2 separate regions of the Mus musculus genome follow, and region 2 is linked to region 1. The links are chromatin loops, found by intact Hi-C in ENCODE. Cell type or tissue: gastrocnemius. All regions are shown on one strand. Each heading gives the region's core, and the rest is flanking DNA. Links, peaks and the distances in the headings are about the cores only.

Region 1 (12,617 bases), core at 3,571-8,570:
AACCCTCCCACGCCCCCCATTCTCAAGCTGATAGTCTCTTCTTCTTTATCACTGATACATATGCATGTTATTTACTATTATATGTATGTATACTATTAAATACTGCTGAGTTAATTTTTGATGGTAGTGTGTATATGACTTCAGGGCTGACCACTGTACATTGGATAGCCAATAAGGAGAGAGGCTGCTTCTCCTAGTCATCATTTGTTGCCCATAATTCGTTGTCTAGGGGTGGGATCCCAAAAAATTTACCTCCTTCCATGATATTGCCTTTATTCTGGTCTTGTTTGTGTAGTCATTTCTAGGAGAGACATTCAGAGTAGACTTTCTGGTATGCCTCTTAACAATCTTTCTGTCCCTTCTTTCAAGATGTTCCTGAGCCTCTGATGCAGGCGCTTTGAAGTACATTATCTTTGGGGTTGGTCTCCCCATGATCTGTTGATCTCTACATTGAATCAATTTGTGGTTTTCTGTGAGTGTTTCTGTTTGCTGTAAAAATAGTCTCCTTTGATGGGGGTTAGTAACTGCAATTATCCAAGATAAGATGATTCCTGTGCCTGTGTGAATCTTTTATGAGCTAAATGGTCTTCTTAGTATACAGGGAGATTGGACACTTTGAGGAGAAGACATAGGCTCTATCTGCAGTAACACAAGCACAGCCTTGGTACTCACTAAACAGAGGCTTGTGAAGAAGAAATTGGATACTAGTCCCTTGAGATGATATTCTCTTCTCCACTAATAGTGCTCAAATTGGGCCAACCATACTCCAGCAGTCACAAGGAACATATATAGATGTCTATGTCTCAAGAAATAATTGGACATCAAGGCAGATTTTCTTTTTTTTTTGGGGGGGGGGGCTCCTTGTGAGTGGCCAAATGTGCCATGAGGGAGAACTCTATAGGACACTACAGACCACACGCTGCTGTTCCTCTTTGTCTAACCAAGTCCCTTTCCCTTTCTGGAGCCTTTCACCATAAGGAACAGATTAGTCCAACTGGGCTCACTGGAGACAAAACTTTCTGTGCAAATAACTAGCAAATGTATGGGCCTTGTGAACTCTCCTTGTCTCTTCTATGGACCAGGGCCTGTTTGTTCTTACCTGTTTGGCATAACAAGAATTCAGGGAGCTGTATTAGAGATACAACTTCTCCTTCTAGTTCCTTCACTGTGGGTCAGCAGATAATTCTGTCATTGCCCTGATACTGAATAAAGAGATGCAGTTTGGAGTATTATTATCATGTGACTTGTCTAAAGTTTGGGAAGAACAGAGGTTACTAGAAAACATGGTCTATGAATGATTCACAGAGACTCACTTCTACAGAAAATCCAGGTGTTCTTGCCAAGATAAAATATCTATTTAAAACTAAGTGTATTTGTAGGTTTAAAGTAACAAGTTGGGGAAAATCATCCGGATGACATACGAAGATGCCACCTCGTCAGGGACACGATTGGACTAGAGAACACTTTGGTAAATATATTCTCAAGATATTAAGACATGAAAGCTTCATGAGTGTTTTCTGTGGTACTGTGACTCTCATCTCAGGGACGTGTCCATGTCAGATAAGCACTACACCATTGAGCTATACTATTCATCCCCAGCCTGAAGTCTTTGTTCCAACCAAGGAGTAAGAACATGGACATTTTTATAACTTATGCTGGTCTGTGATAGGTGAACTCTCTTTTTAAAAGCTATGGGATCTGATTAGCTTTAGTTTTGTAATTCTACAGAGCCAATTAAATCTCATTCGAGCAAGAGACCATTCTTTTGCTAATGCAGGTGAGTCTGAACAAGCAGTCTTCGGTTGGCACGACCTTGGTGTGTAAATCATTAGCCTCTCTCACGCAGCTTATCAGGACATAGGTTCCAAGTAGCCATTCTTTGATAAGGAGTTGAGGCTTTAGCTGAGATAAAGAAAAGGATTTATCATTCCTATGTATTATAGTTTTTATTATATGAAAAATATTTTGTATAGAGTCACAATCATATTTTTTATATTTTAAAAATAAGGCTTGTTTTGTGAGTTAAAATTATTTTTGGAGTACTTAATGTAAGATCAGAAGCCTCATTATACATGAAATAGCAATGCTTTTGTTTCATGAGGTCACCCTCATTCAAATAATTTATGACAAAATTTGATCTTGAGCCTGCTATACTGTGGTTCTCAGAGTATCCTGTAAAGGAACACTTACCACTTAGACTATTTATAGAATCTCATGTCCTTGTCCATCTTCTGTAAGTGTAATGAGGTTGATGGCAGAAGGGTGAGCCCTATCTCAAGCTCTGCCCAGCAATTCTCTGGCTTCCAGGTGGTATGATAATGAGAAGGCCAAAGCCTGAAAGGCAAGGCCTGGACTTAAATTACCACCAACTTGGCCTACTGGTCTTGAGTGACTTCCTTAACTTTCTCTATAAGCCAGTTTTTAATTTGTAAAACAGGGTAACGTTTTAATGTAAAACAGAGCTGTCTTATGGGGTATTGGTAAAAATTAAATGAAAGAAAAACTTATTAAGTGCCAAGTAGCATGGTTGTCTCATTAGTGAGTATTTATTAATATGTCACATACCTGGTGGGCAATAGTCAATTTGAACAAACTCAGTGTTGACTGTGCATGTGATTCAAAAGATAAGAGGGGAGCTGATTGGATGGCTCAGCAGTTAAAGGTACCAGCTGTCCAGTTCAAGAACCTGAGTTCAGTCTTCAGGATCATTATTGTAGAAGGAAAGAACTGACCACCACAGTTGTCCTCTAACTTCCACTCATGTGTGTGCATACACATATACATGAGAGGAGACACACACTGTGTAAATAAAATAAGGAGCTAGGGAGATGGTTCTGTGATTAAGAGCATTTTCTGCTCTTGCAGAGGATCCAGGTTCTGTTCTAATCCTCATAACCAGCTGTAATTCCAGTACCATTGATCAGATGCCGTCTTTTGGTTTCTGCTGGCACCAGACGCACATTATGGCAAAACACTCATATGCTTAAAATAAAATAAAGCACTCGGGCTGGAGAGATGGCTCAGAGGTTAAGAGCACTGGCTGCTCTTCCAGAGGTCCTGAGTTTAATTCCCAGCAACAACATGGTGGCTCACAACCATCTCTAATGGGATCTGATGCCCTCTTCTGGTGTGTCTGAAGACAGCTACAGTGTACTCACACACATAAAATAAATCTTAAAAAAAATAATAAAGCACTCAGTGGATCCAACTGAAAGGTTGGCAAAAATATGGTCTCTTGCTCTGATGAGATTTAATTAGCTCTGTAGAAAAGCTAAAACTAAAACTGATCAGACCCCATAGCTTTTAAAAAGAGAGTTTACCTATCACAAGACTAGCATAAGTTATTAAAATGTCCATGTTCCTTTTTTATTAGATATTTTCTTTATTTTTATTTTTTTATTCTTTGGTTTTTGAGACAGAGTTTCTCTGTATAGCCCTGGCTGTCCTGGAACTCACTCTGTAGACCAGGCTGGCCTTGAACTCAGAAATCCCCCTGCCTCTGCCTCCCAAGTGCTGGGATTAAAGGCATGCGCCACCACGCCCAGCTGATATTTTCTTTATTTACATTTCAAATGTTATCCCCTTTCCTAGTTTCCCCTCCGAAAACCCCCTATCCCTTCCTCCTTCCCCTGCTCCCCAACCCACCCACTCCCATTCCCAGTCCTGGAATTCCCCTATACTTGGGCATAGAACCTTCACGGGACCTAGGGCCTTTCCTCCCACTGATGACTGCCACACACTCTGGCTGAGGCCTGGAAGCCACTCACGAGGCAGAAAGTTTCACGGAAACTCACTCCTGGAATCTGGCATTCTCTCTAACCTATACATTAATATTCCATTCCCGAGTCAGTCTAGTGTATGGATCCACATGCTCTCTTTTAGAATTATCCTATTATAAATGCCTTTTAAGATTTAATTCTGACATAGCCAAAGCCTTCGCCAGTGTTCCAATATCCTAGAAAGTCCTTGAGCAGACCAAGGGCTTGGAATCCAGGAAGAATGTTGCCTATTCAGTGACATTCAGAATAGCCTCTGGTATCACTTTGAATAAAAGCTAGGTCACTGCCCTACATAGGAATTTACCATCATCTAGGAAGAAATTTCAGACCTAAGGAGAAACCAGAGTAGATACTTAGAACTATAGATAGCTGAGTTACACCCATACACATGTATTTACAATGGCCTAAGGGAAAGGTGGACTATACAATAGACTAAAATAGGAACTATGGAAAGGGCACGAAGCCCTTGACCCTAGCTTCTAAGATTAAGTGAATCTTAGGTGGAGCTCCTTTTGATCCCAGTTGTTAACAATGAATTCTATCCCAGGTGGTTCCTGTTAGACCTTCTGTGTTTGTATTCCTCTGTTTTATGTAAGAATCCAGTAACCTCTTTGTACCTTGCGAGTGTGTCACCCAACTTCCTTATTGTCTTCTGTATAAAAAGTTTGATGCTCGATTTGACACATTACATTCAGATTCTACAGAACCTCTCCTGTGTGCATCTATCTGTCAATTCATGCACCCTTTACCCACCTGCAACTAGAGACCCATTCCACGCAGACAAAGGGATCCAGAGGGTCTGCGGCAGATGACTGCCTAGACCATCCTGTGCTACATATACTGCTAGAACCACAAGTTCCACCATGTGTTTTCATTGATTGGTGGTTTAGATCCAAGGAGCTCTGGGGGTACTGGTTAATTCATATTGATGTTCCTCCTATGGGGCTGCAAACCCCTTCAGCTCCTTGGATACTTTCTCTAGCTCCTTCTTGGTTGGAACAAAAGACATCAGGATGGGGGTGAATATTATAGCTTAGTGGTAAAGTGCTTACCTAACATGGACACATCCCTGAGTCAGCACATCTCATAATCCAGCCCAGGGCACTTGTAGACATCACAGCAGTTCTGTGAGCAATTCACATCTCTTCCCTCACATATGGCTCAGATCTGAAGCCAGATTTCTAATCCCAATGTCTGCACTTTGGATCCTTTTTTGAGAACTCTGGAGTAGACACTAGCAAAAGAAATGCCAGAAGAGTCTTCCTAAGCAGTAGGTTGCACTAAATTAAGGCATCTTCTCTCTGGAACCATGGCTCTACAGAGAAGTGAGAAGTCTGTCCTTGCAGATGATGGGTGTCAGTGAACGTTGGGATGTGCCTAAGGCAGTGGAGTGGATATCAAAACTAGCTAAATTCAAGCCATTGTGGTTCACAGGCCATGCAACTATTTCTGAGGTAATAAAGCTGCTGCTTCTGCTATCTCAGTCATTTACTATTTATTTGATGTTCTTGAGAGGTCAGAACAATTCCTAAAATTCTCAAAAATTCTCATGGCACAAGTCCCTCATACAAATAAAAGCTGATGTTTGCATGAGTATCTGAGTGTCACACTGAGTATCACACACACAGCACAAATGAACCCATGTGCAGCAGCATCACATAAAGAGCCACACCTGTACCCATGTGCTACAGCAACACATACCAGGCACACCTGAACACATGTACAGCATCATCTAACACCTGGATCACATGTAAAGTGGCATCACACACCAGGCAAACTCCAGGACACATGAACAGCAGCATCACACACCAGGCCCACATGTCCACATGTGCAGCAGCATCACATACCAGGCCCACATGTCCACATGTGCAGCAGCATCACATACCAGGCCCACATGTCCACATGTGCAGCAGAATCACACTCCCGGCACACATGTAAAGTGGCAACACACACTAGGCATACATTTACAGGTTAATAACACACCAGGCACACATGTACACAAGTACAGCAGCATCACACAACAGGCACACATGTAAACATGTGCAACAGCATGACACATCAGGCACACATATTTACATGTGCAGCAGCATCACATACGAGGGACCCATGTTCACATGTACATTGGCATCACACAACAGGCACACATGTACACATGTACACATGTACAGCTGCAGCACACGTCAACAGGCGAGGAGTGGTGACGGGTCGCCCAAGGCTCTTCGGTCAGGACCTGACCCGGTGACGTCACTGGAGTCGCCGGGGGTAACGGTAGTCGCTGCGGGGAAACCGGAGATCAGGTCGCGCTGCTCAGAGGTGGCGACGCGGAGAGGACCAGGAAAACTGGGTTCGGCAAGGAGAGGAACTACGCATGCGGCATGCCCTGTTTGTTTCCGGGCAGCGAACTCAAAACCGGAAATCCTCGTCGTCGCTGACGCTCCGAGTTCTTCCCTAGAAGAACTCACTTCCTGTTGGGAACGGAGGAACTTCCTGTCTGGCGCAGGAAGTTAGTGTTTAAGCATGCTGGGAGTTGTAGTCATTTCCTGCCTCGGGTGTTACTTCCTGTTTGCTACAGGAAGTGACATCACAAAAGCACCGAGGCAAGGTGGGAGTTGTAGGTCCCACCTGTGTAGCTCCAGATACAATCTCCCGGTAACCTACTGTTTTAAAACGCGACCCCGTCACCGGGTCGAAGCCGCTCGACTGCCCGCCCTTCCCTCAGGCTGGCCGGTTGACCGCAGGCAAATCCATATCCTTTGACACCGACCGGAGCGGAGCGTTGGAGTGACAACTTGTCGCCACCGGGTGGCGCGCGAGAGAAACCGTCTCGGGGTTCAACCCAGAGACACCCAGTCTCAGAAAAAAAAAAAATTCAATAAAGAAATAATTCTGAATAAATAAATAAATAAATAAATAAATCTAAACCTTTAAAAATTTAAAAATAAAAAATAGGAGGAGTTGAAGATTTAGCTCAGTGGTAGAGTGCTTGCCTAGCAAGTGCAAGGCCCTGGGTTCGGTCCTCAGCTCTGGGGGGGGGGGGGGGAGACAAAAAAATAGGAAAAAATACCAGCTGAGTCTCGAAAAAAAAAACCAAGACTAAATTAATTAAAGAAATGACTAATGGCTGGGCGTGGTGGCGCACGCCTTTAATCCCAGCGCTCGGGAGGCAGAGGCAGGTGGATTTCTGAGTTCGAGGCCAGCCTGGTCTACAGAGTGAGTTCCAGGACAGCCAGGGCAATACAGAGAAACCCTGTCTCGAAAAAAAGCAAAAAGAAAGAAAGAAAGAAGAAAGAAAGAAAGAAAGAAAGAAAGAAAGAAAGAAAGAAAGAAAGAAAGAAAGAAAGAAAGAAAGAAAAAAGAGAGAGAGAGAGAAAGAGAAAGAAAGAAAGAAAGGAAAGAAAGAAAGGAAAGAAAGAAAGAAAGAGAAAGAAAGAAAGAAAGGAAAGAAAGAAAGGAAAGAAAGAAAGGAAAGAAAGAAAGGAAAGAAAGGAAAGAAAGGAAGAAAGGAAAGAAAGAAAGAAAGGAAAGAAAGGAAAGAAAGAAAGGAAAGAAAGGAAGAAAGAAAGGAAAGAAAGGAAGAAAGGAAGAAAGAAAGAAAGGAAGAAAGAAAGAAAGAAAGGAAAGAAAGAAAGAGAAAGGAAGAAAGAGAAAGGAAGGAAAGAAAGGAAGAAAGGAAAGAAAGAAAGAAAGGAAAGAAAGGAAAGAAAGGAAGAAAGAAAGAAAGGAAAGAAAGGAAGAAAGAAAGAAAGAAAGGAAAGAAAGAGAAAGAAAGAAAGAGAAAGGAAGAAAGAGAAAGGACGAAAGAAAGAAAGAAAGAAAGAAAGAAAGAAAGAAAGAAAGAAAGAAAGAAAGAAAGAAAAGAAATGACTAGATAAATGAATTTTAAAAATTTAAACATTTGAAGATCTCCGAGTTCAAGGTCATGGGATTAGAGGTGTGGTGGCGCCACATGGTTATATGGCGCATGTGGTTATGGTTGGGGTTAGTTTTAGGATTAGAGGGTGGTTTGAGTTTAGGGGTTAGTGGTTAGGGTTACAGTTTTATGGTTAGTGTTTGGGTTAGGGTTAGGCTTATAGGGTTAAGATTAGAGGGTTAGAGTTAAGGGTTAGGGTTGCTAGGCTTGGGATTAGGGCTAGAGAGGCTAGAGTGAGGGTGAATGTGAGGGTTAGGGTTCAGCGTTTGGGTTCAAGGTTAGTGTTCACTTCTAGGGTTAGGGTTAGGGTTAAATTTAGGATGTTAGGGATAGGTTTGTTAGGGTTATGGGGGTTAAGGTTAGGGTGAGTGTGAATGTGAAGGTGACAGTTCAGGGTTAGGATTCAGGGCTAGGGTTTCATTTCAGGGTTAGGGTTAGGGTTAGTCTGTGAATTAGGTTTAGGAGTTAGGGGGTAGGGGTTAATGGTTAGGGTTAGGGGTTCCATTTAGGGGTTAGGGCTAGTGTTAGAGTTGTTAAGGTTAGGGTTGTTAGATTTAAAGTCAGAGTGGTTAGAGTTTGGATGAGGGTGTTGGTGAAGGTGAAGGTTCAGGGTTAGGATTCAGGGTTAGGTTTTGGTTTCAGGGTTAGAGCTATGGGTTAGTTTTAGGGGTTAGTGTTTGGGTTTGCCTTATTTTAGGGGTTAGGTGATACGGGTTAGGGGTTAGGGTTAAGGTTATGGTTATGTGTAGGGTGGTTAGGGTTTTATGTTTAGGGTTACGATTAGGGTTCAGGGTTCCTGGTTTGGGTTCCGTTTATGGGGAGCTATGGTTTTGGGAGTTAAGGAATAAGGCTTATGGGTTATATAGGGCATAGGATATGAAACTAGCTTTAGGGGGGGTTATTTGGGGGGTTTGGATTAGAGTTAGAGGGTTATGGTTATGGGTTAGGATTAGTTTTTAGGGATTAGGGTTAGGGTTAGGGACAGTGTTAGGGTTGTTAAGGTTAGGGTCATGGTTAATGGGGTTATGGTGAGGATGAATGTCAGGCTGAGGGTTCAGGGTTAGGGTTATGTGTTAGTGGTTAGTGTTTTGTTTAGGGTGTTAGGTTTCATAGATTAGGGTTAGTCTGTTAGGTTTAGGAATATAGCGTCAAGGTTAGGGGTTTTGGGATAGGTTTAGTGGTTAGGGTTAGGGCTAGAGGGTCAGGGTTAGGTGTGAGGTGTTAGGGTTAGGTTTAGGGGGTCAGGAGTTTGGGGTTAGTTTATGGGTTAATGGTTAGGGGTTATGGTTAGGGGGTTGGTGTCAGGTGGTTAGGGTTAGGGTGTTAGGGTTAAGAAGTTAGGGGGCTAGGGTTTGGGTAAGTGTTAGAGGGTTAGCGTTTTAGGCTTAAGAGTTTGGGGTTAGGATTAGGGTTTGGGAGTTAGGGTTAGAGTATTAGGGTCAGGGTGTTAGGGTTAAGGAGTTAGGGGGTAGGGTTTGGGTTAGTGTTTGGTGGTTAGTGTTAGAGGATTAGTGTTTTAGGCTTAAGAGTTTAGGGGGTTAGGATTAGGGTTTGGGGGTTAGGGTTTGGTTAGGGTTAGGGTTAGGGTTTTATGGTTAGGGTTTAGTGTTGCATTCTGGTTTGGGTTCAGTTTCTGGAGTTTGAGGGTTTGGGTTCTTAAGGCGTTAGGCTGTAATGATTAATGGTTATGTTAAGGGGGTTAAATTCGGGGATCTAGCGTTAGGGGTTAGGGTGCTAGGGCGTTAGGGTTAAGGGGTTAGGGTGTTAGGGTTAGGGCTTGGTTGTTATGGTTAAGTGGTTAGTGGGTTAGTGTTAGGGTTTATGGGTTAGTGTTATAGTGTTAGGGTTATGGGTTACGTTAGGGTTACTTGTTAGGGTTAGCAGTTAAGGTTAGGGTTGGAGTTAGGGTTAGGATTAGAGTTCTGTTTAGGGTTAGGTTTTAGTGGTTAGGGTTAGGAATTAGGTTTAGGGTTAGGGACTAGGGTTCAGGTTAGTGTTAGATTTAGGGTTTCAGGGTTAGTGTTAGGGGGTTAGTATTGAGGAGTTAGGGGTAGGGGCAGGGTGTTAGGGGTTAGGGTTTGGGTTATCTCTTCACAGCCGTGGGATAGAGTGGGAGTTTGGAGCTAGGTGCAGACTCTGCCTAAGCTGTCTGTCTCTCAGGCCGCCCTTCATAGCTCCCCTCTGGCACTCCGCTGCTAGTCACTCCTAAGTGTTCTGAGTGTGTCTGCCCCTTGCTGTCCCTGTAGCTCTGTAGCTCATGGCCTTGTCAGCATAGGGGCTCCCTCTGCCCTTGCCACTGCCTGTGTGATCAATCAGAACATTAGCATACAGTTGTGTGCTGAGTTTTCAGTTAGCCTGTAGCTGCTGTTTCATTTGTTTGTTTGATTGATTGTTTCTGAAACAGGGTTTTTCTGAGTAGCCCTGGCTGTCCTCCAACTCGACCTGTAGATCAGTCCACCTGCTTCTGCCTCTCCACTGCTGGGATTAAAGGCATGCACCAACACTGCCCAGCTTCTGCAGTGATGTTTAAAGTTCCCACTTTTGGTGATTTGAATATAGTGGAGACCATTCCCCAAGGGCTTGCCCTGGCCACTCCTCTGTAAAAGCCTTTTGCTAAAAATACCTTAAATATCACCTGTCCACGTAGCTATCTCAGGAGCACACTTCTTCCTGTTTTAGGGAAACAAAAGGTTATTCATTGTGAGTTTCTTTTTAAAGTTAATGTAGCCTGGCATGGTGGTGTACACTTTTAGTCCCAGCGCTTGAGAGGCAGAGGCAGGCAGATCTCTGAGTTCGAGGCCAGCTGGTCTACAGAATGATTTCTGGACAGCCAGGGCTACACAGAGAAACCCTATCTTAAAAAACAAAAACAGACAAAAAGTATAATGGCCACCGGTGGTGTCTGCTTGTAATCCCAGTGCTTCAGAGCCTGAGGGAGGAGCATTGAGTTTCATGCTGGTCTGAGCTACATACAGTGAGTTCGGGGTCAGCCTGGTCTACAGTGTGAGTTCTAGGACAGCGAGGACTACAGAGAGAGACTCTGTCTCAAAAAAAACAAACAAGCAAGCAAAAGTAACATGTAGAATGGTAAAATATCGACTTGTTACTGAGTTGGGAAGATAAGTTCATTAGACTTTTAAAGGTTAGTTCATTAGACTTTTAAAGATTTATTTTACTTATGTGTATGTGTACGCATGTCTGTGCACATAAGTGCAGTGCCTACAGAGGTCAGAAGAGGGTGTTGGATCCTCTAGAACTGGAGTTAAAGACAGTTGTGAGCCACCATGAGAGTCCTGAGTACTGAATCTGAGTCCTGCAGGAACAAGAACGCAGTTAACCACTGAGCCATCCCTCTACCGCCCCTCAGCACCCAGAGTCATTTTTGTTGGCTTTAAAAAAAAACTATTTTATTGAATTCTTATGTCTCTACCTCTCTTGCAACCCTTGCTCCACCGTAAACCTTTACAACCCCCAACACTAGGTAAGAGAGAAAGAAGGCCAGAGGGCAAGGGGGGCCGAAAAACTCTGTAGGCTACTTCCTGCCGATCAGGGGTCAGGGGGTTGGTTTTCTTGGAGCCAGTCCAATCTTTGTTATCAAAATATCCTGCAAACCAGCAAGAGCAAACACAGCCGCAGGGACCAGCAGCAGGAGGCGGAGTAGCAGCCACCACAGGCCATCTCCAGAGTCCCAGGTCTGCAGCTGGCTACTGTGAAAGGCGAACCATAGTCACCTGCTGTGAAGTAGCCTCTTACCTCACACCTGGGGTTAAAACAGACACATACTTATATAACATATCTGGGTTTTTAAAGAAACGAAAATTCTCAGTGCACATTTTTTTTAAAAATATTTTTAGGGGGATAGAGAGATGACTCAGCAGTTAAGAGCACTGACTGTTCTTCTCGAGGACTTGAGTTCAATTCCCAGCAACCACATGGTGGCTCACAACCATCTGTAATAGGATCCGATGCCCTCTTCTGTGTCTGAAGACAGCTACAGTGTACTCATATACATTAAATACATACATACATACATAAATCTTTTTTAAAATTTATATTTAGTTATGTGCATGTCTATTCTGCATATCTATGCACATGAGTGCAGTGTCTGAGTAAGCCCAAAGAGGACCTGAAATTACAGGTGTGAGTGACCTGACCTGGGTGTTGGCAACTGTCCACAGAGGCCAAAAGAAGGCATAGGGCCTGTTGGGATTGGAGTTTCAGATGGCTAGGAACCACCATGTTGGGGCTGGGAATCAAACCAGGGCACTCTTAAGTACAGGGTCTCATTGTACAGCCATGATTGGACTGGCTTCAACTATGTAGACTAGGCTGGCCGGATGTATGTAGACTAGTTTGGCCTTTAGACTTAGCAGAGATTGACCTGCCTCTGCCCCTAGAGTGCTAGAATTAAACATGTGTGTCGCCAAACCCAGCTTCAGTTAAATACACACACACACACACGTATTCTTATTCATTTGTGTCTAGAAAAATAACACTGCATAAGATTAAAGATGCAAATAGTTTCATGTTTCACATTACTTTTGTTGGTTGGTTTGTTGGTTTTGTTTTGTTGTAAAGATTTATTTATTTAATGTATATGAACATACTGGCACTTCAGACACACCAGAAGAGGGAGTCAGATCTCACTACATATAGCTGTGAGCCACCATGTGGTTGCTGGGAATTGAACTCAGAACCTCTGAAAGAGCAGCCAGTGCTCGCCACCTCTGAGCTGTCTCTCCAGCCCCTCATGGTACGTATTTAACCTAGCAAACTGGAGAAGATCAAACATAACACTTCATTCTGTTCCTGCCTGTATGAGAAGCAGTCTCTCAGAAGAGTGTGCCTCTGAGCGCTCACTGAGGCCTTTTGTTACTTTGTTTCAGTTATTGCAGGTCAGAGCAGATGGTCATTTCCAGCAGCGAACA
Region 2 (12,617 bases), core at 2,512-7,511, 130 kb before region 1:
AGAGAACAAGAGCTGCCCCTCCAAACAGCCAGGTCCCTGGGACTGAATCTGTCCCTTGCTGTTCATTTAACCTCTCTGAGGGTTGCATTCCTCTTGTCAAATAGAAGTGCAAATTATCTATTTCATCATATTGAGCAAAGTATTCCATGAGAAAATTGATGCAAACTTGTAATATCTGGCACTTCTTTGGAGCTTACCACATATGCACACATAGCAAGCTCATAGTTCCCTGAAATGTAAACTGAGAAGGACTAGATGAGAGTCTGAAGACTCATGTCAGAATTGAAGAAACAGCTGAAGGATGAAGATGGCCAGTGTCTTAGTTAGGGTTTTACTGCTGTGAACAGACACCATGACCAAGGCAAGTCTTATAAAAAAAAAAAACAACATTTACTTGGGGCTGGCTTACAGGTTCAGAGGTTCAGTCCATTATCATCAAAGAGGGAGCATGGCAGTATCCAGGCAGGCATGACGCAGGAGGAGCTGAGAGTTCTATGTCTTCATCCAAAGGCTGCTAGTGGAAGACTGACTTCCAGGCAACTAGGGTGAGGATCTTATACCCACACCCACAGTGACACACCTACTCCAACCAGGTCACACCTATTCCAACAAGGCCACACCTTCAGATGGTGCCACTCCCTGGTCCAAGGATATACAAACCATCACAGCCAGTCACAGCAAATTTCCAAGAGGGGTCAAGGAGGAGGAGGAGCCAGAAAATCAACCATTGACTTTGCCAATGATTACTCTATCAAGAATAGCTTCAGCATGTGGTGGAAACATTGTGACTAACACTTGAGGAAACAAAGAACTGAATTTACTCTGAGATGAGGTTCAGCTAGGGAAGGAAAAGAGACCTCCACTAAAGTGGAGAATAGAACTACATTTACTTATTGTTCCGAAGTCAGATCTCTTAAGCATGGTCACTTTTCCACCAGTAGGGAGGAGACATACTCATTGATTTACAAAATGGGAGGGTAGAGGTTATAGAACTTAGAACCCAGATAAAGGAAACGAAACATACCTTTTGTTGTAAGACAATGTGAAGATTTAAATAAAAAATGGCCTCAAAGACTCTTAGGGAGTGGCATTATTGGAGGTAGTGCCCTTGTTGGAGGAAGTAGGTGGGGGGGAGGTATGCTCTGAGGTTCAGATTCTCAAGCTGGGCCCAGTATTTTACTCTCTTCCTGCTGCCTGTTCATCCAAATGTAGTGAAAGACCTCTGAAGGGAGACCCTCACTCAAGTCTTGGGATAATAGCAGACCCCCAAGAACTCACAAGAGACAAAACTTGATGCAAACCACACGAGGCTTTATTCAGGGAAAGCCAGAGCTCTGGGGACGACTCATATCCCACACAGGGGTAGAGGAGTCGACCCCAAGGGGAAAGGGGTCCCAGTTTTTATAGGTCCTCAAGGGGGAAAGGAGAAGGAGGGAGTAGGGGATTTCCAGATCTAAACAATGTCTATTCTAAAATGATTGATTTCTTCAGAAATGGGTATGGGAGGGAAACAAGGAAAGAGTCTAATGAAGGTGCAGTAACTCCGCATTGGCCCTGACTGTGGTTGCTGGGGAGATTTTCTGACTCCCCAGCAACCAATATCACAAACACCTGCCAGTGAGGTGCAGCAGTGGGCACACACATGGGTTCAAGGAACAGCCAGAACATTGGCAGACACACGGGTTCTATGAGTGGCCAGAGCATTGTACACCTCTATTTTTCTAAATCAGTGAAGCTAGTTCTGCTAACAATGAAATCTATTTTGCCAATTTCAGGACTTCTGTGACCTTTTACATTCTGTCAGGATCTTTCAGTAGAACTCTCTCAGCTACCACTCTGTGCCATATCTGCCTGCATGCCACCATGCTTCCTACTGAAAGACCCACAATGTGAGGACTCCCCCACGTTCTGACTCTGGAGAGGTGACACCCAAAATCACTCACGAGAAACAGTCTTGATGCAAATCGCAAGAGGACTTTTATTCCAAGAGCTCTCTGGGGCCCACAGTCGTACACCATGCAGGGGTAGAGGACTGTGTGGGCCCCGAGTAGCTGGGAAAGGGGGTATTTAAAGGAAGAAACCACAACTCAAGGGGGTTAGGGAGGGTGTTGTTGGAAAATACCAAAAATACCAGTTAAGAGTCACAAGGAAGTGGAAAGTCAAGACAGTTTCTATGAGCCTCTAACAATAGCACATTTGCATAGCAGGTTTCAGCAAAGGTCAGGGTGGGTCAGGGTGACTTTCTTTGAATAAACACTCCTTGAACCCAGGAAGCGGGTGGGTGGAGGAATGTCACTATCTGTTTTATGATTAGCATGCCTTGGAGCATTGAGTCACAAAGGTCACATTCTCAAGCCTGGGCCTAAAGGCCTAGGGTTTTTTTGTTTTGTTTTGTTTTTATATTGCACTTTTTCACTACAATGACTAAACCTCTGAACTATAAGCCAATCCTAATTAAGTGTTTTCTTCTAAGAGCTGCCCTGGTCATGGTGTCTCTTCATAGTGTAAGGATCCAAAATCATTGAAGAAAGACCCCAGGCTCAAATAGCATGCAAAGACAAGGAGTGTTTATTCTGCAGAAGCAACCAATATGCGGGGTCAATCAGTCTCCAAAATGGCAACCCTAGACAAAGGTACACAAGGCCTTGTTATAGGGAACAGGGTAACTCTCTAGAAGGATTAGGTAATCTAAAATTTCATTGGTGCTAAGGGGTCACAAGGTGGTCAGTGCTCTGTACTCCTATGTAATGAACATTTAACCATAGGATGAGATAGGACTGACTGTCAGCACAGATGACCCATTCTGAGACAAGATATTTTCCCATGTTTGTGGTTATCCCCAGGATGTTCTTTGGGAGGGGGTTTTATGACCTTGTTTCTGGATTTCATGGCCTGTTCCTGGAGCTAGTGCCCTATGGCTTTCTTTTTGAAATCAGGCCTGGTCCTTAAATGGAAACAAATGGGGTTTATGCTATCCTTTCAATAGCAATAGAAACCTTGAATAAGACAGACATGAAAATATGGAGCTGGGCAGTGGTGGTGCATGCCTTTAATCCCAGCACTTGGGAGGCAGAGGCAGGTGGATTTCTGAGTTAGAGGTCAGCCTAGTATAGAATGAATTCCAGGACAACCAAGGCTACACAGAAAAACCCGGGTCTCAAAAAAAAAAAAAAAAAAAGAAAGAAAGAAAGAAAGAAAAGGAAAAGAAAAGAAAAGAAAAGAAAAGAAAAAGAAAATATGAATGGGGACTGGAGAGATGGCTCAGTGGTTAAGAGCACCAACTGTTCTTCCAGAGGTCCTGAGTTCAATTCCCAGCAATCACATGGTAACTCACAACCATCTGTAATGGGATCTAATGTCCTCTTCTGGTGCATCTGAAGAGAGCAATGGTGTTATACTCATATGCATAAAATAAATAAACCTTTAACAAAAAAAGAAAATATGGATGAATATTTGTGATGGTTAATCTTCGTTGGCAATTTCACTGGATTTTAAATACAACTAGGAAACACACTTCTGGATATAGTTGTAACAGTTTTCTGAGGAGTCTAACTACAGAACTACAGAGAGGATATTTATTCTGAATGCAGGCAGGACTATCCCATAGACAGGGTCCTGGATTGTGTGAAAAAGAAAGAAAGAAAGAAAGAAAGAAAGAAAGAAAGAAAGAAAGGAGGGAGGGAGGGAGGGAGGGAGGGAGGGAGGGAGGGAGGGAGGGAGGGAGGGAGGAGCACCAGTGTTCATTTCTCTCTTCCTCTAGACTGAAGATGCATGTGATCAGCTCCCTCAAGCTCCTTCCATCCTGCTGCCTCACCAGGATGACCTGTACCTCGAACTGTGAGGCAGAATAACCTTCCCTTCCTTAAACTGCTCATTTCATGTGTGTGTCACTGCCATGAGAAGAGTGGTGAATGCAAAGGTAAATTTGATAAACTCTTAAGAAAACAAGTATATGGTTTGAATTCTCATGATCTACCATATGCTGTTATCAGATATAAGCCTAAGAGGCAAGAATTTTAGTGGTAGAATTACAAGACTAACTTGTAGAATGCAAGCCTGGGTGATAGCTTGGTATCAGATTATAATAAATTCTGGATAGTATAATTTATTTTTAAAGATTTATTGTTATTTTGTGTGTTTAGATCTTGCCTGCATTTATATCTGTGATCCAACTGTGTACAGTGCTTGTGGGGGCCCCTTAAAAAAGGGCATCAACCCTGGAACTGGAGTAATTAATGACTTAATTGCCATGTAGGTACTGAGAACAAAACTTGACATCTCTGCAAGAGCATCCAGTACTCCTAACTGCTGAGCCATCCCTTTAGCTGTAATTTCTTTTTTCTTTTTTTTCCCCCTTTGGATTTGTTGTTTTGTTTTGTGTTTGTTTGCTTTGGTTTTTTGTTTGTTTGTTTTTAAGACAAGGGTTTTCTGTGTAGCTCTGGCTATCTAAGAACTTGCTTTGAAGACCAGGCTGGCCTCAAACCATCTGTCTGCCTCTGCCTCTGCCTCCCAAGTGCTGAAATTAAAGGCAATTGCCACACCCCCATGACCCCTCCCCACCCCCACTCCCCCACCCCCATTCCCAGTTTAAAATTTGAAGCTCAGACTAAAAAATTGAAGGAGTAAAATACTTCTAAGTATAAAGGAACCAGAACTCTTCCAAACAGTTCTAAAGCTAACTTTTTCGAGGGTAAATTTTTAAACTGAAATTTTTCTAACAACAAAAACAAAACAAAACAAAAAACTCAACAACAACAACTTGTGAATGCTAAGAATTCACAAGAAGAATACAGTTCCTGGCCAAAAGCCTTGCATCTCTGTTCAAGGTTTAACTGAAAGAAAACTTGCCTCTGACGTCTGCTTTAGTCAGTTTGTTTTGTGACAGCCTTTATTGCAGATGCCCCTGTGCCCTTGGATAGGAAATTCATAATCCAAGGCCATTTCCAGAAAATTGTTCTGAGAAACCCTCAGAATCAGACATTTGACTCATCAATATCAATAATCATCTATCTTAAAGGTCATTTTAAATTAAGAGTCTGTCATGGCTTATTGTAAAGTGACCCTGACCTCATCTCTGCTCAGCAAGGGCTATTAAGTAGCACACATGCATCAGAGCATTTCATAACTGCATTGGGAGATGTGTGAGCTGTATCTAAATATGAATATGGAGTCATTTTCAAGGTCTTTGTTTCAATAAAGAAGAAGCCTAATTGAAGTAAGTGGATTCCAAAGAAGTTTTGGCCACTGTTAAAGGACTTCTCTCCAATGGGCCAAGCAGACCATAAATTATTCACGTGAGTTATTCTGATTTTCCTGATGAAATTCTGGCTACGGTACCATATCCAGCTCACTCACAATCTGTTCTAACAAGAGACCACTCTTATCCTGGATAGAGCTTCACCTCCTTGAGACCCAGCTTCCAAGAGCCTGGCAGAACTTCATGACAATACTATTTCTTTACGCCACAAGGTGGCACCCGCAAACTTCCTCAGCGCTGAACAGCCTGGTGGCTAAATTCCCACCCTTGGAGACTCTATTAAATAAAGGGATGTCAGAGAAAGATCATCTAATCCAATTTGCCAATGTTGCAAATGAACACACTGAAACCAAAAGAACATAAATGACCTATTCTGAGTCACACTTGTAGTTCAGAGGAGGCATGATGCAAGTTCAAATTCTCAAACCCACATTCATTTCATCAAGAAGCAGTGCTTTCCAAAGCAAAATAATACACTATTTTTTTTCTAACAGTCTTACAAATACAATCTACTTCCACTTTTCCTCCAGTCACCCTCCATCAGGAGCCAATCTGATAGAATTGGCCTTGAAGCATTGCTGAATAACCACAGAAGATTCTCAAACAAGTTTGAAAATGATTGATAGGTGGAATAGCTGAAGTAGGAGTCCTAACACATGTTTGTCACCCTGACTGTCCCTTCTCCCAGGGCCCCATTGTATGTCCATCTAAACTACCGATGGAATTGCACAGGAATCCTTAGTTCAGATACCTGGAACCCTTCATGACTTCCGAGTCTAACAATCCTACCCTGGCCCAAAATTAAATTAGCCTTCGTCATGGTTGCACTTGGCCCTCTTTGGCCACTTGATCTTCAGCCCTATTTTCAGTCTAATGGCCCTCCTCTGCTTCTTCTGCTGCTGAATTATGCAAAGGAAATCAAACAGAAACTGCTTGCTTTTGCTATAAAACTGTGCCCAGTTTTCACTGACCCTGACCCTTATCAACAGCTACTTTGCAGTTCTGGTGGCCCACATCCTACAGAGGATGCTCTGCCATCAAGCCCTGTCCTTGTTTCTGTTGTTGCTGACTCAAACCAGAAACAGTTACCAGGTGTTGTTCTGGAAAAGTCCATATGCTAATTCATCGTAGTCTTTACAAAGATCCTACAAAGCTTGGAAGGGAAAAAAAAATCCCCATTTTGAAAATAAGAATCTTAGGCATAGAGATCAAGAGCTGGGGAATGGCAGAAGAAATAGAATTTTAGTCTAGGAGATCTATCTCCAAAGCCATATTCTTTGTCAAAAATGTGTGTAGCCTCCAATAGCTATGCTGGAAGCTTTCCTTAGAAAGCAGAAGCCTGGCCATTAAGACTCTCCATTCCTAATGACGTATTTATATGCCCACTGTATTTGTTACTTTCTCAAGCCCTTCCATTCTCACCCATCTATCTAATGATTTGTTTATATTCCTACCAGATTTATTACTTTCTCAAGTCCCTCCATTCCACTCTATATCATGACTTATCAACATTCCCAAGGCATTTGTTTGTTTGTTTGGTTTGGTTTTGGTTTTTTGTTTGGTTGGTTTGGTTTGGTTTGGTTTGGTTTGGGTTTTGCTGTGACAAAATAGTTAGCAAACACAGCTCCAGGGTTTACCGTGGCTCAGGGTTTAAGAGGGGACACTATCATAGTAAGGTAGCTGGCTGCCCACACTGAGCGAGGAAACAAAATCCAAACCGGAAATGACAGTAAAATTTAAAACTCTCAAGGTACACCCACTTCCTCAAGTAAAACTCTACTTCCTAAAGATTCCATGACCTTCAAAACCATGCCATCAGTTGAGGACTGAGCATAACAAATTTTACATTCAAACCACACCACTAGCCATCCTTCAGACATTTTCCTTACCCAATTTGTTTGTTGTGGGATCTTTGTTCTGAAGTGTAGAAATGGAACCCAGGCCTGGGGCATCATGGAGCACCCCTGGCCCCTCTACCAACAGTTTTGATCCCAAATTCTCTTTTCCAGTGATGCCTCCTTTATTTCTTGTGTGGGAAATACTCTATAAAGGTTTCTGATAAAACTTCACTTACAAACCTCAATGACTGTCCCTTGGTCCCTGTCCTTTCTCAATGGAAGCTTCTTTCTCTTATCTTCCACTGCATATTTATCTTTTCTGTGCTTTTACAACAGAGTTTCTCACTTGCTACTTTGTTTTTAATGGGTTGATCTATTTTGTAATTGACAGATAATTGTGCATATTTATGAAAATTATCTGATTAATTTGGTGTATGTGTATATTTTATAATGATCAATTTGGGCTAGTCAAGCTGTCCATCATCTCAAACATCTATCATTTCCTTCTGATGAGAACTTTGAAAACTCTCTCATCTAATGTTGATAACTGTAACTACATTGTGTAATAGAACAAGAGAACTATCTAAGCATTCACTTTGGATACACTCCAAACTTGCCTTTTTTTTTCTTTCTTTTTTTTTTTTTTTTCAGTGTAGATGTTTGAACCTATCCATAGACCCAAGGGTTTGCAGTTTTTCAAATCTCTGCAGGTGATTTACCTGTATTCCAGGATTAAAAATATGAAACAGGCTTGGTAGTGGTGGCACACATTCTTTGAGGAGGCAGAGTCAGGCAACTCCTGACTTAGACTCTGTGAGTTCAAAGCTGGCCTGGTCTACAGAGCAAGTTCCAGGACAGCCAAGACAATACAGTAAAACTTTGTCTCAAAAAATCAAAACAAGCAAAAAGAATATAAAACAGGCGCAAAAGACAAATGAAATGATTTTACTTTAATGGGGTGCCCTGAGCCCTGAAACTCAGAGACAGGAGGCAAAACAAATGGCTACTCGGGCCAGTCCTGACCTTGATGCCTTGACTGTTTTCTCACCTGAAGTGACTTTCTCTTCCTTCTTGCCTGGCTCAATCCCATTGGTTTCTAAGGTTCAGTTCCTGGGGCTGAATGAAGTAAATTCTTGCTTTGTTTATCCTCCTCCTCCTCCTCCTTCTCCTCCTTTTCTCCTTCTCCCTGTCCCCCCCCCTCATTAAGACTCCTGAAGCAGAGATGAGAGATAGGAGGATCATCAGTCAATGCATGCTATGTAGTGAGACCTTGTCCTCCTCATCACAAAATAAGTTGTAAAGTTGTGTTTGTTGTACATGTCTTTGATTCCTAAGTCCATCTCTATTTCCAGTGGCACTCCTAAACCGCCTTAAATTTAGACATCCCATTGCTGTCATCCACTAAACACTTACTTTCTCTCAGACATTTTAGACACAACATGACCAAAAATAATTTTACCCTTGTTTACCCTGATTTTCCTCCTGGTTTTTTGTTTCAAATCCTATCATCATCATCATCATGCAGTGTGCTCATCAAGTGCTCAGAACAAACACCTTATAACCACTGTGGCTTTATGAAAGTTAGTAACATTATTAGCATGGTGCACAGCCACAACCCTAGAACTTACAAGGCTGAGGCAGAACTTGAATTTCCAGACCACCATAGACAGCTTAACAAGACCCTGTTTTTAAAAGCCAAATAACTGTGGCTGGAGAGATGGCTCAGTGGTAAAGAGAACTTTCCCCATCTGAGGACCACAGTTCTGATCACCCATGTGGGGCAGCTTACAACCACTTGGAACTCCTGTTTTGGGGGATCCAATTCCCTGTTCTGGCCTCCAGGGGCACCTGCATACATGTAGCACCCAAACACATATCACACACACACACACACACACACACACACACACACACAAATAAAATAAAATAAAAGTAAAGTAAAAAGTTTAAAGAGCAATAATAAATAGAAAAGTGATTATTATAATAATAGAATTGTAATAAGGACTTTCAGAAATTTGGTGAATCTGTGATGGAGATACTGATACTCATAGCTCCATATTTAGAATAAATTTTAAAAATCAGCACCTGAGAATATGGAAAAAGCAAATGTTAATGGTGTGAACTACCTGTACTGGAGGCCAAATACCATCAGTTCCCCTCTCCAGAGCACTGTTAGACAAGGTATAAGGTACATTTTCTTTTGAGAGCAGAGCCTTACAAGAGGCATAGCAAAAGGTACTGACAACGAGATATATCTGTTAAAAAGAGGCAGGCAAGCACTTGTTGAACATCTTTCTGTCTCTGTAGTCAAGATATGTTATAGTTTACGCAAGGTGTTTGAAGTATGTGTTTGCCATATTTTTAAAGAAGAGCTATTATGAATAAGGTACAATGTGTATAATGGAATATTATTTAGCTTTAGAGGGGAAGAAAATTATGGCATAAGGTAAACCTTGAAGATGCTATTACAGATGAAATAAGCAGGACACAAAGGGATAAACATTTTATAACTCCACTTACCTGAGGTACAGGAAGCAATCCAATGCATAAAGACACCAAAAGAAAGGTGGCTGCCAGGAAGGAGCTAAGGAGGACGGAGAATGAATATCCAATGAGAATGGAATTGTGGAGTAGAGGATACTGAAGATTGGACCTTGGGACTACTCAAGTGTTCTACCCTCCAAGCTACATATTTAGCCAAATGAATTATGTATGGAGTTGAAGAAAATTGAAAGATTGACCCTGTAGATGGATAATGGTGATGATTACACAACAGTATGAATGTTCTAATAATAGTGAACTGTATGCATAAAATGAGTAAAATCATAATTTCCATGTCACATTTACCACAATAAGAAATAACATAAAATGAGCCAGGCAGTGATGGTGCACACCTTTGATTCCAGAACTTGGGAGGCAAAGGCAGACAGATCTTCAAGTTCAAGGCCAGCCTAGCCTAGAGATCGAGCTCCAGGACAGCCATTGTTACTCAAAGAAACCCTGTCTTGAAAAAAAAACAACAAAACAAACAAACAAACATAAATACATAAAACTAGCCATTGTGGGCCACGCCCAGGGTGCTAGCTAATTGGAAGACTAGGATCGAGTACTTAGTCAAGGAGTTCAAGGTCAACATGGGCAACACTGAAAGACTCTGGAGAGAAAGATGGAGGATGGAGAGGGCAGAGGCTCAAAGAGGGAGAAGGAAGAGAGAAATTGAGCAAGAGGAAGGGCAAGAGGAAAGAAGGGAAAGTTATGTGTCACTTCTAGGTTGGAGCAGGTAAAAGCTACTGTTCCTTTTCTATGTTTTTATGTCATCATGACAATGTGAAAAGTCACTAGGTGTTACAGGACTCAGGAAGCCCTTGGATGCTACATGCATACTAATATGGTAAATCTGTATTTAGTTATTTTTGTTAGAAATGAACATTTGATTTTTTTTTTTTTTAGCCACTGAATTTAAGAGGCTTGTTATATCGACATAACCATACTTCTCCTAACAGAGTATTCAAAAGACAGTGACATGAGAATCATTAGTTCTACTCATGATCACTTCTTAAAACTCCAGAATGGGGAGCTGGAGAGATGGCTCAGCGGTTAAGAGCAACGACTGCTCTTCCAGAGGTCCTGAGTTCAATTCCTAGCAACTACATGGTGGCTTCACAACCATCTGGAATGGGATCCAAAGACCTCTCCTGGTGTGCCTGAAGACAGCTACAGTGTACTCATCTACGTAGAATAATTAAACTTTAAAAATATATATTAAAAAAAAGAACAATTCCAGAATAGGGCCAACAAAATAGCTTACCTAGTATAGGCACTTGCTGCCAAGTCTCAGGATCTAGTTTCAATTCTTCTTGGCCCCACAGAGTAGATAGAACCAACTCCAAGATTTCCTCTGACTTCCACATATGTGTTGTGCTGCCCATGCTTTCATGGGTGTGTGCATGAGTGGACACATACCGCAGGCATACAGGGTGAAATAGATGCAATTTAAAAGTTGTTTAAAATCTCCGACGTGACCTTTACTAAATACCAAGAACCACTAGAGGGCACAACTGAGTTCCAGGGACTTTTGTCAACGGTGAATTTGAAGTGAGAAATGAAAGAAACCTTAAGGTTAATTAAACAGTGCAAACAGAAAATTGTTAGCAATTCTTTCTAATTTCTTTCTCTATAAGTTCACCAGCTACCTTTTTACCCTCTGAGATAACTAAATTAAAATACATTTGGGACTTCAGTTTTAATATGAAATCAATATTCTATAATATATAAAGTACATTTACAGATGGGATTTGTTGCCTAGAAAAAAAGTGGAAGATGTTCTTAGTATAAAAGGAGAGTTTGAATTCCAACCTAAAGTTTTGCTTTCTTTAGATAACTCAGTCTAGGGACAATGGCTTTTTGACTGTGGGATCCTTACCGCGTCTAATTTGGTCAGTTGAGAAAACTGAGATTTCTGAAGATTTGGGACTAGGGGAGCAGACCAGATGTTCCACACATCAAGCTGTTACAGGAAGTGTCCCACCCACTCCCAATGTCAGGCCGAGTTCTTGACAGACTTCCTTTTCCTGTTTCCTTTTCCCCCTCTTTCTAATTTTTTTTCAAAGTTTATTCAAAGGCTACTGCCAACGCCATCGTGCTCTATTGTCCTGGTGCTGACATCCTTCCATTGCCTTCTTCCTGTGAACTTTGATTGCCTCACTGTCCTGTTACTTCTTGCTGCTTCTCACCAATTGTTACATAGGATTGTCTTGTTTGCTTGATTTGGAGGATTTGGTGGAGGGAGACAGGAGAGCAAGCTCTTCTTTTGTTGAAACCAAATCTCCCTGAATAGCTCAAAATGGGATAATCTTTTTTTTATTAGATATTTTCTTTATTTGCATTTCAAATGTTATTGCCTTTCCTAGTTTCCCCTCTGAAAATCCCCTATCCCCCGCTCCTCCCCCTGCTCCCCAACCCACCTACTCCCACTTCCTGGTCCTGGCATTTCCCTATACTGGGGCATAGAGCCTTCACAGGACTAAAGGCCTCTCCTCCCATTGATGACAGACTAGGCTATCCTCTGCTACATATGCAGCTAGAGCCACAAGTCCCACCATTTGTTTTCTTTGATTGATGATATAGTCCCAGGGAGCTCTGGATAGTTCATATTGTTGTTCCTCCTTCAGCTCCTTGGGTCCTTTCTCTAGCTCCTTCACTGGGGACACTATGCTCAATCCATTGGATGACTGTGAGCATCCACTTCTGTATATGCCAGGTACTGGCAGAGACACTCAGGAGACAGCTATATCAGGCTCCTGTCAGCAAAATCTTGCTAGCATATGCAATAGTGTCTGGGTTTGGTGGTTGTTTATGGGATGGGACCCAGGTGGGGCAGTCTCTGGATGGTCATTCCTTCAGTCTTTGCTCTGAACTTTGTCTCTGTAACTCCTTCCATGGGTATTTTGTTCCCCATTCTAAGAAGGAACAAAGTATCCACACTTTGGTCTTCCTTCTTCTTGAGTTTCATGTGTTTTGCA

What was found. Hi-C counts contacts between places; a loop is a spot of excess contacts. Peaks named below come from ENCODE experiments on the same cell type or tissue, not always from the same donor. Only the 100,000 strongest peaks of a DNase experiment are listed, where the experiment ranks them.
Region 2: a loop joins it to region 1, with 5 times the contacts of the local background. A loop is called at or near these places in 7 of 42 quality-filtered maps.

The regions. Positions count from the first base shown.
Region 1 is chr5:32,707,819-32,720,435 of GRCm38, forward strand. It overlaps the pseudogene Gm2420. Among named protein-coding and RNA genes, the nearest start is that of Gm52771, 19 kb to the right of the region's middle. In gastrocnemius, for the core only: a CTCF peak has its summit at 6,567; DNase peaks (open chromatin) are centred at 6,295 and 6,488; H3K4me3 peaks cover 1,712 bases; H3K27ac peaks cover 1,448 bases.
Region 2 is chr5:32,582,860-32,595,476 of GRCm38, forward strand. Gm15614 (predicted gene 15614) reads right to left here and starts at 527. Exons shown (of 4, transcript NR_168094.1): 1 at 410-527. In gastrocnemius, for the core only: a CTCF peak has its summit at 5,462 (motif pointing right); a DNase peak (open chromatin) is centred at 5,464.